2 separate regions of the Homo sapiens genome follow, and region 2 is linked to region 1. The links are chromatin loops, found by intact Hi-C in ENCODE. Cell type or tissue: CD4-positive, alpha-beta T cell. All regions are shown on one strand.

Region 1 (5,000 bases):
GGCATGGGCCTGGACCATGGAGAATGGGACTGGGGAGATGGGGAAGCCTGGGGAGGTGGGGGAGGCCTGGATTCCAGGAGATTCTAGGCTCTGTCTGCTCTTGCTCTCCAGCTGGGCCGGGGGAGGCCTTGAGCCCTTCCCATCCCACCTCAGACACAAGCTCACGTCCCCCCTCATGCACTCTCTCCTCAGGCACGAGCCTGATGAGACTGATGACTGTGCATCGTGCTCCTGGTGAGGCTCTGCAGAAGTAGGGGGGGCGGTGAGAAGGAAAGACCTGGGAAGGTCACAGGGATAAAGGGGAATAGGGGAGCTAGATGTGAGAGGCGGAAGGAGAGACACAGAGGGAGAAACAGGCAGCCCAGAACCAGAGAGAGGCGGATACAAACAGATTGAAAAAGACAGACAGAGATTGGCAGATGCAGAGATGAGAACACGGAGACAGAGCAACGGAAGAGTTCAGTGAAGGTGACAGAGACAGAGAGACGTAGACAGCCAGGCAGAGACAGGCTTGGTAAACCAGGGAGACTCAGAGATAAAGGCCAGGGGGAGACTGAGCAGAAACCTGGTAGGGGACCGGGGACTCAGAAATGGGGGAGACCCCAGAGGGAATTGGCCTCGAGGCATTGGGACAGAGAAGGGGGAGAAACCAGAAATGTCTGTAATCATGTTCTAGTCACCTCGACAAAGAGTCCGACCCAAGGGCAGAGACATTGATTGGAGTGTGTAAGAGACGTGGAGATAGAGATGCGAGACAACAGAGAGAGGCTGGTGCCTGCCCCCACACCTGTCCGAGGGGCACGCAACCAGGGTCTGAGACGCAGAAGGGGACGGGTGGCGACGGGGGGCGCTGTGTGCGGGGAGGGGTCTCCCAGGGTGTGGCCGGCCTGCCAGGACTGCGCTGGGCAGGCGGGCCCTGGAGGGAAGTCGGGCGCTCTGGGCTCAGGCTGGCCAACTGGGTGCTGAACGGACAGCTCCCAAGCCCCGGGCCGCCGCCCAGGAACGGGCGCAGCCTCGCTCTCTCTGGGACCTTTCCAGTCAGGCTTTCCTTTCCGTTCCAGTCCCCTCCAGGTTCCATTTAGTTTTTTATGGCTTCCTGTCTCTCACCCCAACTCCGGGTGTATCTTACCCTCCCGCTTCACCTCTGGTCTCAGCCCTCTATTCTTTCTCCAGTCTTCTCTCACCTCACCCAGCCTCTCTCCCTGTCTCGCCGGCTCTGTGTCCTCTAGCTCTCTCTCCCCATCCCCCTCCCGCCCACTCTGCCCCCTTCGTTGTCTCTCCCCATCTCTGTCTCTCGCCATCCCTCCATCTCTCCCTTTCTGCTCGGCCTCGTTTTGGCTCTTGCTGTGTGACCTTCACTCGTCCTTCCTCAGCTGCAGTTTCCACAGAAACCTCCGGCGGGGCAGGGAGGGCGGGGACAGAAGGCGGACCCACCTTTCTCCTGCGCCATCAGCCCTTCAGCCTCTCCCACCCCTGCCCGCCCACCCACCCCCCAGTCTACTGGGATTCCTCACTTCCTCTCTTGGGGGTTGGGGAGGTACATTTTCAACAGAAACACGGGATCACAGCCACAGACAGTTGAAGATGGCCTCGCAGATGCGTGCACACACGATCACAACGTCACTGAATCACCCCGGCCCAGGCACACACTCGCCACCCCAGGCACGGCCACACTCAACAGCTCACTGGCCCTCCCCTCCCCCAGCCCCATCTGTTTTCTGTCTTTCTGTGTCTCCGCTTCCGGTGTCTCCGCGTCTCCAGATCCCTGCATCTCTCCATCTGTCTCAGGGTCTCTGTCGCAGCCTCCCTCTGTCCTGAGAGAAGGTCAGTGGAGAGGGGCCAGCTGCTGGGACCCGGGCTGGCCTGCAGCCTGTAGGCAGGGCTGAGGGTGGAGAGAGCATGGAAGTAACCATCGAGGCTCACTCTGATTCTCAGCAGGTGCCCCGGGGACCCAAGCCTCCAAAGCCCTCACACCCCCAGGAAATGAGAGACGGTATCCCCAGTTCTGGGGTTTTGTTCTTTTTTTTATTCCAACAGGGGCTGCGATGTGGCAAGGGGAGGGATGGGGGCCCAACTGACCCCCTCCCTGGGGGAGGTCTCATAGAAATTCCGAGGTTTCTCCCCCCAAAAAAGAGAGGAAGAGAAGAGTGGAGGGGCACCAGGGGACACCCATCTGTCCAGAGGCCCTCCCCACCTCCAGAAGCGTGGGGGGCTGCGTCAAGTCTTGGGGAGCCTGAGCAGTCCCAGAATGGGGTCCTCTCCGCTGACTGCTTTCCGCTTCCCAGAGCCGCCCCCGAAGTCCCCAGCCCCTGGAGTCCTCGGTTCCTGCGCCCTTCTCGCCCGCGGCACCCTCTCGCGAGTCCACTGGGGGGCGCAGGCGGGCTCCAGAGCCAGGCCTCGGACTTCGCGGGGAACCAAAGGCAAAATCGCGGCGTCCGGGGCGCCGGCGCACAAGTCCTGTCCCGCGCCCGCTGCGGGAGCGGAGACTGCTGGGGCCTGGGGCGGGCCCCGTCCCTTCGGTCAGTCCGGGCGCCCGCACAGCCCCGCCCGTGGTCACTCGTGCTCCGCCAGCTCCCGGGGGCCGGCGGGGCCAGGCCGCGGCCGGGGCGGGCTGGTGGCTTCGGCGGGGACGCCCAGGCCACGCGGAGGCGCGCCGGCCCCCGAGGCCCGCAGCGCCTGGATGCGCCGGCACTCCTGGCAGACGCGCACGTGGGTGCAGGGGGTGGGGGCGGCGGGTCGGGCTCCGCTGGGGGGCCCCGGGTCGTCCAGGAGGCGCTGCGGGCCCCCGTGCGCGCTGCCCGCATCCCCGCCCGCGCCGGCCGAGTAGAGCTTGCCGTTGCTGAGGCGCATCTCGCGGACCGCGCGCAGTGACAGCAGGGCCCGGCTCGGGCCGCCCGGGCGTCGGCGCCGGCGGGAACGCGACGTCTTGCGGCAAGAAACGGCGTGGCGCAGCTCCTGCAGCATCTCCTGGCACACCGACACCTGGGGGTGGCGCGGGCGGTCACCGTCCCGGCGCAGTCCGCCTCCCGCCTCCCCCAGCCCCTCTCCACATCCCACTCCTCCTCCTCCTTTCCTCGCCCGGGTCTTTCTTCCTTCTGCCCTCGCTTCCCTTCCCACTTCTCTTCCCTTTATCTCCCCCGTGTTTTCTGCCTCCCCTCTCCACCTCTCCCCACTTATCTTCAATGTCTCCATTCTACTCTGCGTTTGTTCCTGAATCTGCCCTTCACCTTCCACCTAAGCTCCTCTCTTTCCTCTGGTCTTTTCACTGTCTCTAAATTTTCTCCAGTTCTTCCTTCCTGATTTCCCATCTTCTGCCCCTCATCCATGCGTTCATTATTGCAAGGCATATTTACCTGTGGCCTGCTGTGTGCCCGGCACTGTTCTGAGCACTGGGGATATGGCAGAGAAGGAAACAGACAGAAGTCCCAGCCCTCGTGGAGGTTATGCTCAAGTGTGCAGAGACAGAAGATAACAGACATGTATGTAGTGTGTTAGGCGTGGTGAGTGCTTTGGAAAGAAAGAAAATCGGGAAGAGGCCTAAGGTGTATGGGTAGGGAGTGACGATGAATTCTGAGACAGGACAGTCAAGGAAGACCTCACTGAGAGAAGGATCCTTAAATAAAGACAGGGTGAGCCACTGGAGACCTGGGAAGCCAGCCTGCTGGACAGATAACCGGGCAGGGCCGAAATGCCCAGGTGGGAGTGACTTGGCACGTCTGAGGCACTGCAAGCAGGTCAGCATGGCTGGAGGGGGGCGTGCACAGGGAAGACAGAAAAATGAGGTCAAAGGAGCAGTGGCGGCCAGCTCTGGTAAGGCCCATAAACCACTGGAAGGATTTTTGGCTTTCATTCTGAAAATCAGAATGAGAGTCAGACGGGAATCACTGGGGAGCTTTAGGTAGAGGAGTGCTGTGTTTTCATAGGATCACTCTGTGTTGAGAACAGATTGTAGGGAGGCCAAGGCAAGAGCAGGGAGCTCATGGAGGAAGCTATGACAATAACCCGGGCAGGAGATAGGGATGGCTGGACCAGAGCGACCTGAGAAAGGTCTGGATTCTGGATATATTCTGAAGGTGGAGCCAATAGGATCTGCTAAGAGATCAGATACGGGGCATGGAAGAGAGAGAATAGTGAAAGAAAGCTCCAATATTTTGGCCCGAGCAACTGGAAGGACCAAATTGCCTCACAGGTGGGCAGAAGCCCAATGTTGGACACATCGCATCACGTGCACACCTATCAGATATCCAAGTGGAGATACCAAGTGTGGAGCTGAAGTTGCAGACCTTGGCTTCAGGGGAGACACATATTTGTGGGTTAAGGCAGGCAGCCTTCAAGATCCCACCTCCCGCGTCCACGCCCCTGTGTAATCCCCTCTGACACTGTGTCAGAGCTGGTCTGTGTGACCAACAGAATAAGTTTCAGCCATTGCACATTCTGCTTCCGCCTTGCTCTCTCTGATCACTCGCCCTGGGGGATCTCAGCTGCCATGGTGTGAGGACACTCAAGCAGTCCTTGGAGAGGTCCTTGTCTGAGGAACTGAGGCCTCCTGCCAACTGCCATGTGAGTGTATTCATCATGTTTTTTATTTTCTGTGTCTTAGGATGTTTTGACACTTTAAACATCTTGCAGGCTGGGGAGAGACTACCCCTCCCAGAACTAGCCAAGCCTTAGAGATAGCAGAGGGCTCAGCTGCCTTTCATGTGCAAACCAACCAATCTATACCCCCAACCTCCCCCTTTACCTAACTCTCACATACCAAGCCAATATTCTTCCTGACCTAAATCAACCCGGGGCCAGGTACCAGATAAGTAGGGACAGCCCCTATAGCCCAGAGTCCACTGACATTATCCAAACTGGTGAATCGTAAGCTGTTTCCCCTTCTCCTGGGAAATGTTAAAGAATAAAAATCATTTTTCTTTCTGTTTCTTTTTGAGACAGTCTCACTCTGTCACCCAGGCTGGAGGGCAGTGGTGCAATCTCGGCTCACTGCAACCTCCACC
Region 2 (5,000 bases), 270 kb before region 1:
AAAAAAAAAAAAGGAAAAAATAAATCAAGTCTTTTTATACTCATGTCTAACCATCACATCACACTATCCATTTCCAGAACTTTTTCATCTTACCATACTAAACCTCTGTACCCAATAAACAGTAACTCCTTCTCTCCCCTAAACTCTGGTAATCTCCATTCTACTTTCTGTCTCTAGGTAATCAACTATTCTAACGATCTTACAAAAATGGAATTATATAATAGTTGTCCTTTTGTGTCTGCCCTATTTCACTTAGCATAATGTCTTCAAGGTTCATCCATTTTGCACCATGTATCACAATTTCTTCCTTGTTAAGGTTGAAGAACATTCCATTGTATGGATACACCTCATTTTTCTATCCACTTATCTTTCAATGGACTTTTCAGTTGTTTCCACCTTTTGGCTATTGTGAGTAATGCTGCTGTGAACATCAGTGTACAAATATCTGTTCAAATCACTGCCTTCAATTCTTTTTGGTGTATGTCCAGAAATGGAATTGGTAGATCAAATGTTAATTCTTTTTTTTGTTTGTTTGTTTGTTTGTTTGTTTGTTTTTTGAGATGGAGTCTCGCTCTGTCGACCAGGCTGGAGTGCACTGGCGCGATCTCGGCTCACTGCAAGCTCCGCCTCCCGTGTTCACGCCATTCTCCTGCCTCAGCCTCCCGAGTAGCTGGGACTACAGGTGCCCGCCAACAAGCTTGGCTAATTTTTTTTTTTTTATTTTTAGTAGAGACTGAGTTTCACAGTGTTAGCCAGGATGGTCTCGATCTCCTGACCTCGTGATCCGCCTGCCTTGGCCTCCCAAAGTGCTGGGATTACAGGCATGAGCCACCGTGTCCGGCCCCAAATGTTAATTATTTATTTAATTTTTTGAGGAACCACCATACCATTTTCCACAGTAGCTAATATTTCACATTTCTATCAGCAATGCACTAGAGTTCCAATTTTTCCACCTCCTTGAAAACACTTATTGTTTTGTGGCCATCCTGATGTGTGTGAGGTGGAGTATCATTGTGGCTTTGACTTGCATATCTCTAAGTGTTAGTGATGTTGAGCATATTTGCATGTGCTTGTTGGCCATTTGTATATCTTCCTAGGAGAAATCTCTACTTTAGTCCTTTGTCCATTTATTAATTGGGATTTTGGATTTTTGTGGTTGTTGATTTGTAAGAGTTCTTCATATATTCTGGAAATTAATCCCTTATCAGATATATGATTTGCAAATATATTTCCCATTTCATAGGTTGCCTTTTCACTTTCTCGATAATGTTCTTTAATATATAAAAGTTTTTAATTTTCGAGGCCCTGCACGGTGGTTCCTGTAATCCCAGCACTTTGGGAGGCCGAGGCAGGTAGATTACAAGGTCAGGAGATCAAGACCATCCTGGCTAACACAGTGAAACCCCGTCTCTACTAAAAATACAAAAAAAATTATCCAGGCGTGGTGGTGGGCGCCTGTAGTCCCAGCTACTCAAGAGGCTGAGGCAGGAGAATGGCATGAACCCAGGAGGCATAGCTTGCAGTGAGCTGAGATCGCACCACTGCACTCCAGCCAGGGTGACAGAGCGAGACTCTGTCAAAAAAAAAAAAAAAAAGTTTTTAATTTTCATGAAGTCCAGTTTATCAATTTTTTTCTTTTGTTGCCTATTTGTTGTTATAACCAAGACATGACTGTGAAATTAAATGTCATTAAGCTTTTTTCCCTATGTTTTCTTCTCAGAGTTTTATACTTTTCACTCTTACATTTAGGTCTTTGATCCATTTTAGGTTAATTTGCATATATGGTATCAGGCAAAGATTCAACTTGTTCTTGTGCATGGATATTCAGCTTTCCCTATATCATTTGTTGAAAAGACTGTCCTTTCCCCATTAAATGGTCTTGGCACCGTTATCAAAAATCATTTGGCCATATATGCAAGCATTTCTTTCTGGGCTCTATATTCTATTGCTTTGGTTTCAATATCTTCCTTTATGCCAATACCACACTGTATTGATTACTGTGGCTTTATAGCAAATGCTGAAATCAGGAAGTGTGAGTCCTCCAGCTTCATTCTTTATTTTCCAGGTTGTTTGGCTATTTAGAGTCCTGAGATTCCATATGAATTTCAGGATATGTTTTTCTATTTCTGCAAAAAATGTCACTGGGACTCTGGTACAAATTGCGTTGAACCTGCAGCTCACTTTGAGTGGTATTGTCCTCCTAGCAATATTGAGACTTCCCATCCATGAAAAAAAAATGTCTTTCCATCTATTGATGTTGTCTTTAATTTCCTTCAGCAGTGTTTTATAGTTTTCAGGGTACAATCCTTTCACCTCCTTGGTTAAGCTTATTTCTAACTATTTTATACTATTTTATGTTAATGTGAATTGGAAATTTTTTCTTAATTTCCTTTTAGATTGTTCATTGTTAGTGTGTAGAAGTACAACTGATGTTTGCGTGTTGATTTTGTATCCTGCAACATCACTGAATTTATTTATTAACTCTAACAAGTTTTTTAATCTTCAGGGTTTTCTACAGAGAAGTCCAAGTTATCTGAAAACACAGATCATTTTACTTCTTTCCAATTTGGATGTCTTTTTTTTTCTTGCCTAATTTCTCTGGCTAGGACTTCTAATACTGTGTCGAATAGACGTGGCAAAAGCAGGCATTCTTGTCTTGTTCCTGGTCTTACAGGGAAAGCTTTCAGTCTTTCTCCATTGAGTATCATGTTAGCATTGGGCTTTTCACACATTGCCTTTATTATGCTGAGGTGGTTTCCTTCCATTCATAATTAGAGTGTTTTTGTTGTGAAAGAATGGTGAATTTTGTCAAATGCTTTTATTGGTTCTATCTAATTATAGGCCTATTAAATTTTTTTGTGTTTCCAGGAATTTGTCCATTTCATCTAGGTTATTCAACAGTTTGTTGGCATACAATTATTCATAGCATTCTTGTAGTCCTTAATATTTCTGTAGAATTTGTAGCATTGGTAGCAATATCTCCATTTTCTTTTTTTTTTTCTTTTTTTTTTTTAAGAGACAGGGTCTCACTCTGTAGCCCAGCACAAGCTAGAGTGCAGTGGTGCCATCATAGCTTACTGCAGCCTCAACCTCCAAGGCTCAAGTGATCTTCTGCCCCAGCCTCTTGAGAAGCTGGGACTACAGACATGTGACACCAAGCCTGGATAGTTTTTTAAAGAAATTTTGTAGACACTGTGTCTGCCTATGTTGCCCAGGCTGGTCTTGACCTCCTGACCTCAAGTAATCCTCTTGCTTGAGTCTCCCAATGTGCTGGGATTAAATGTGTGAGCCGCTATACCTCCATTTTCATTTCTGATTTTAGTAATTTGAATCTTCTCTCTTTTTTCTTAGTCAATCTAATAAATGATTGTCAATTTTGTTGATCTTTTTTGAAGAACCAACTTTTGGTTTCATTGATTCCTTCTATTGTTTTTCAATTTTCCATTTTATTTATTTAAACTCTAATCCTTATTATTTCCTTCATGTACTATCTGTGGTTTGAGGTGGTTCTTTTTCTGTATCCTGAAGTTGTAAAGTTAGGTTGTTGATTTGAGATCTCTCTTTATATTTAATGTATTTACCATTAAATTTCTCACACAAGATTCTTAACTTCTCTGAGCCTTCAATTCTTCAACTGAAAATTGTAATAATTCTCATCACCAGGAAATGGAGGAAAAATGAAAATTGCAATAAGAATGACTGTTTAACAGTATTGTTTTAAAGATTTAATGTAATATTCGATTAAGCTTTCAGCAAAATGCTACACACAGAGGGAAACTTCATAAATATTAGCTGCTATTATCACTACTGTTATTATTAGCTTGAAGTTAGGCAGTTCTAGAGCCAAATCCTAGATCCACTTCTCACTAATTATATGACTTTGGATAAGTTTTTTCACCACTCCAAGTCTCTGTCATTTCATCTGTAAGATGGAAATCATGCCTACCCAACAGGGTTATTGTATGGATCAAATGAGATGCCAGAAAAGCATTTACAGTAGCTAACATAGCATTAATCATCAGCCTGAGTTGACTAGTGAGAGCCAAGCCCCAAATGAAAACCCACTAGGACATGGTTACTGGCTAAAAATGGGGGAGAGAAAAAAAAGTTAAGTGCAAAGAATCAAGCCTGGTATGTTAGTTTTCATCCACTGAGATTCAGCCAAGATGGAATTAGAGGTGCAAGATAATTTACCGGGGGGAACCACCATGAGGAAAAGTGGAGTAGAAGTGGGAGGAGCCTGAGAGAGCCCTCAGACCACGATGCAGATCTGATTCCTGAGAAGGAGAAAGAGGAGAGAGTTTTAGATAGTGATGCAGTTCTCAGAGTTTCCACAAGGCTGGTGGGGCGTCCTCAAGCCCCTCACCCATGAGAGAGAAGCAGAGTCCCCCAGAACTGGGCTTTTCATTCCCCTGGTGGGAGCCCATGAGAAGCGAGTTCTCTGTGCAACGGACTTAGTAAATACAGAATGCACTAGCCTGGGCCTTCTGCCAATCAAGTCCCTGCCACAGAGACCCAACAGACTTATTTATGCCTACCACAACTGAGACACTGAGAAAAAGATGCAACCATGAAAAGATAGAAAGTTCTAATGACACGCAAAAATAGCAATCAGACTTTCTCAAATTTCAAAGCCTTCAGAAATAGCTGAGTGCAGACAGGCCAGGGTGGAATTGACAGAAGACTGATCACCAACTAGCAACACAGTGAGAGAGAAAAAATTGCAACTTTCCCACAAAACTAATGCATTCCTTGAAGCAACAAGTAGAGACTGCTTCATGCTGAGAGCTGGAACCTGGGGCACCCCACTGTAAAATAACATCACATTCATTCCTTCTCTTTTCTTTCCATGACGGACGATTCAGCATCTGGAACTTCTCCTGGTCTCTCAGCTGGGGCCACTGTCGGCATCATGATTGGAGTGCTGGTTGGGGTTGCTCTGATATAGCAGCCCTGGTGTAGTTTCTTCATTTCAGGAAGACTGGTAGGTATAATGGCCT

The links. Peaks named below come from ENCODE experiments on the same cell type or tissue, not always from the same donor. Only the 100,000 strongest peaks of a DNase experiment are listed, where the experiment ranks them.
Region 2: a loop joins it to region 1, with 2.1 times the contacts of the local background. A loop is called at or near these places in 1 of 110 quality-filtered maps.

The regions. Positions count from the first base shown.
Region 1 is chr19:41,996,318-42,001,317 of GRCh38, forward strand. GRIK5 (glutamate ionotropic receptor kainate type subunit 5) reads right to left here. Exons shown (of 20, transcript NM_002088.5): 20 at 2,007-2,982. The coding sequence ends at 2,554. Among named protein-coding and RNA genes, the nearest start is that of ATP1A3, 4.6 kb to the left of the region's middle. RefSeq lists a silencer at 934-993. In CD4-positive, alpha-beta T cell, no CTCF peak of the experiment used is centred here; DNase peaks (open chromatin) are centred at 974, 2,384 and 2,915; H3K27me3 peaks cover 3,620 bases.
Region 2 is chr19:41,722,369-41,727,368 of GRCh38, forward strand. It overlaps CEACAM5 (CEA cell adhesion molecule 5), which reads left to right. Exons shown (of 10, transcript NM_004363.6): 9 at 4,866-4,984. The coding sequence ends at 4,948. Among named protein-coding and RNA genes, the nearest start is that of CEACAM5, 16 kb to the left of the region's middle. In CD4-positive, alpha-beta T cell, no CTCF peak of the experiment used is centred here; no DNase peak of the experiment used is centred here.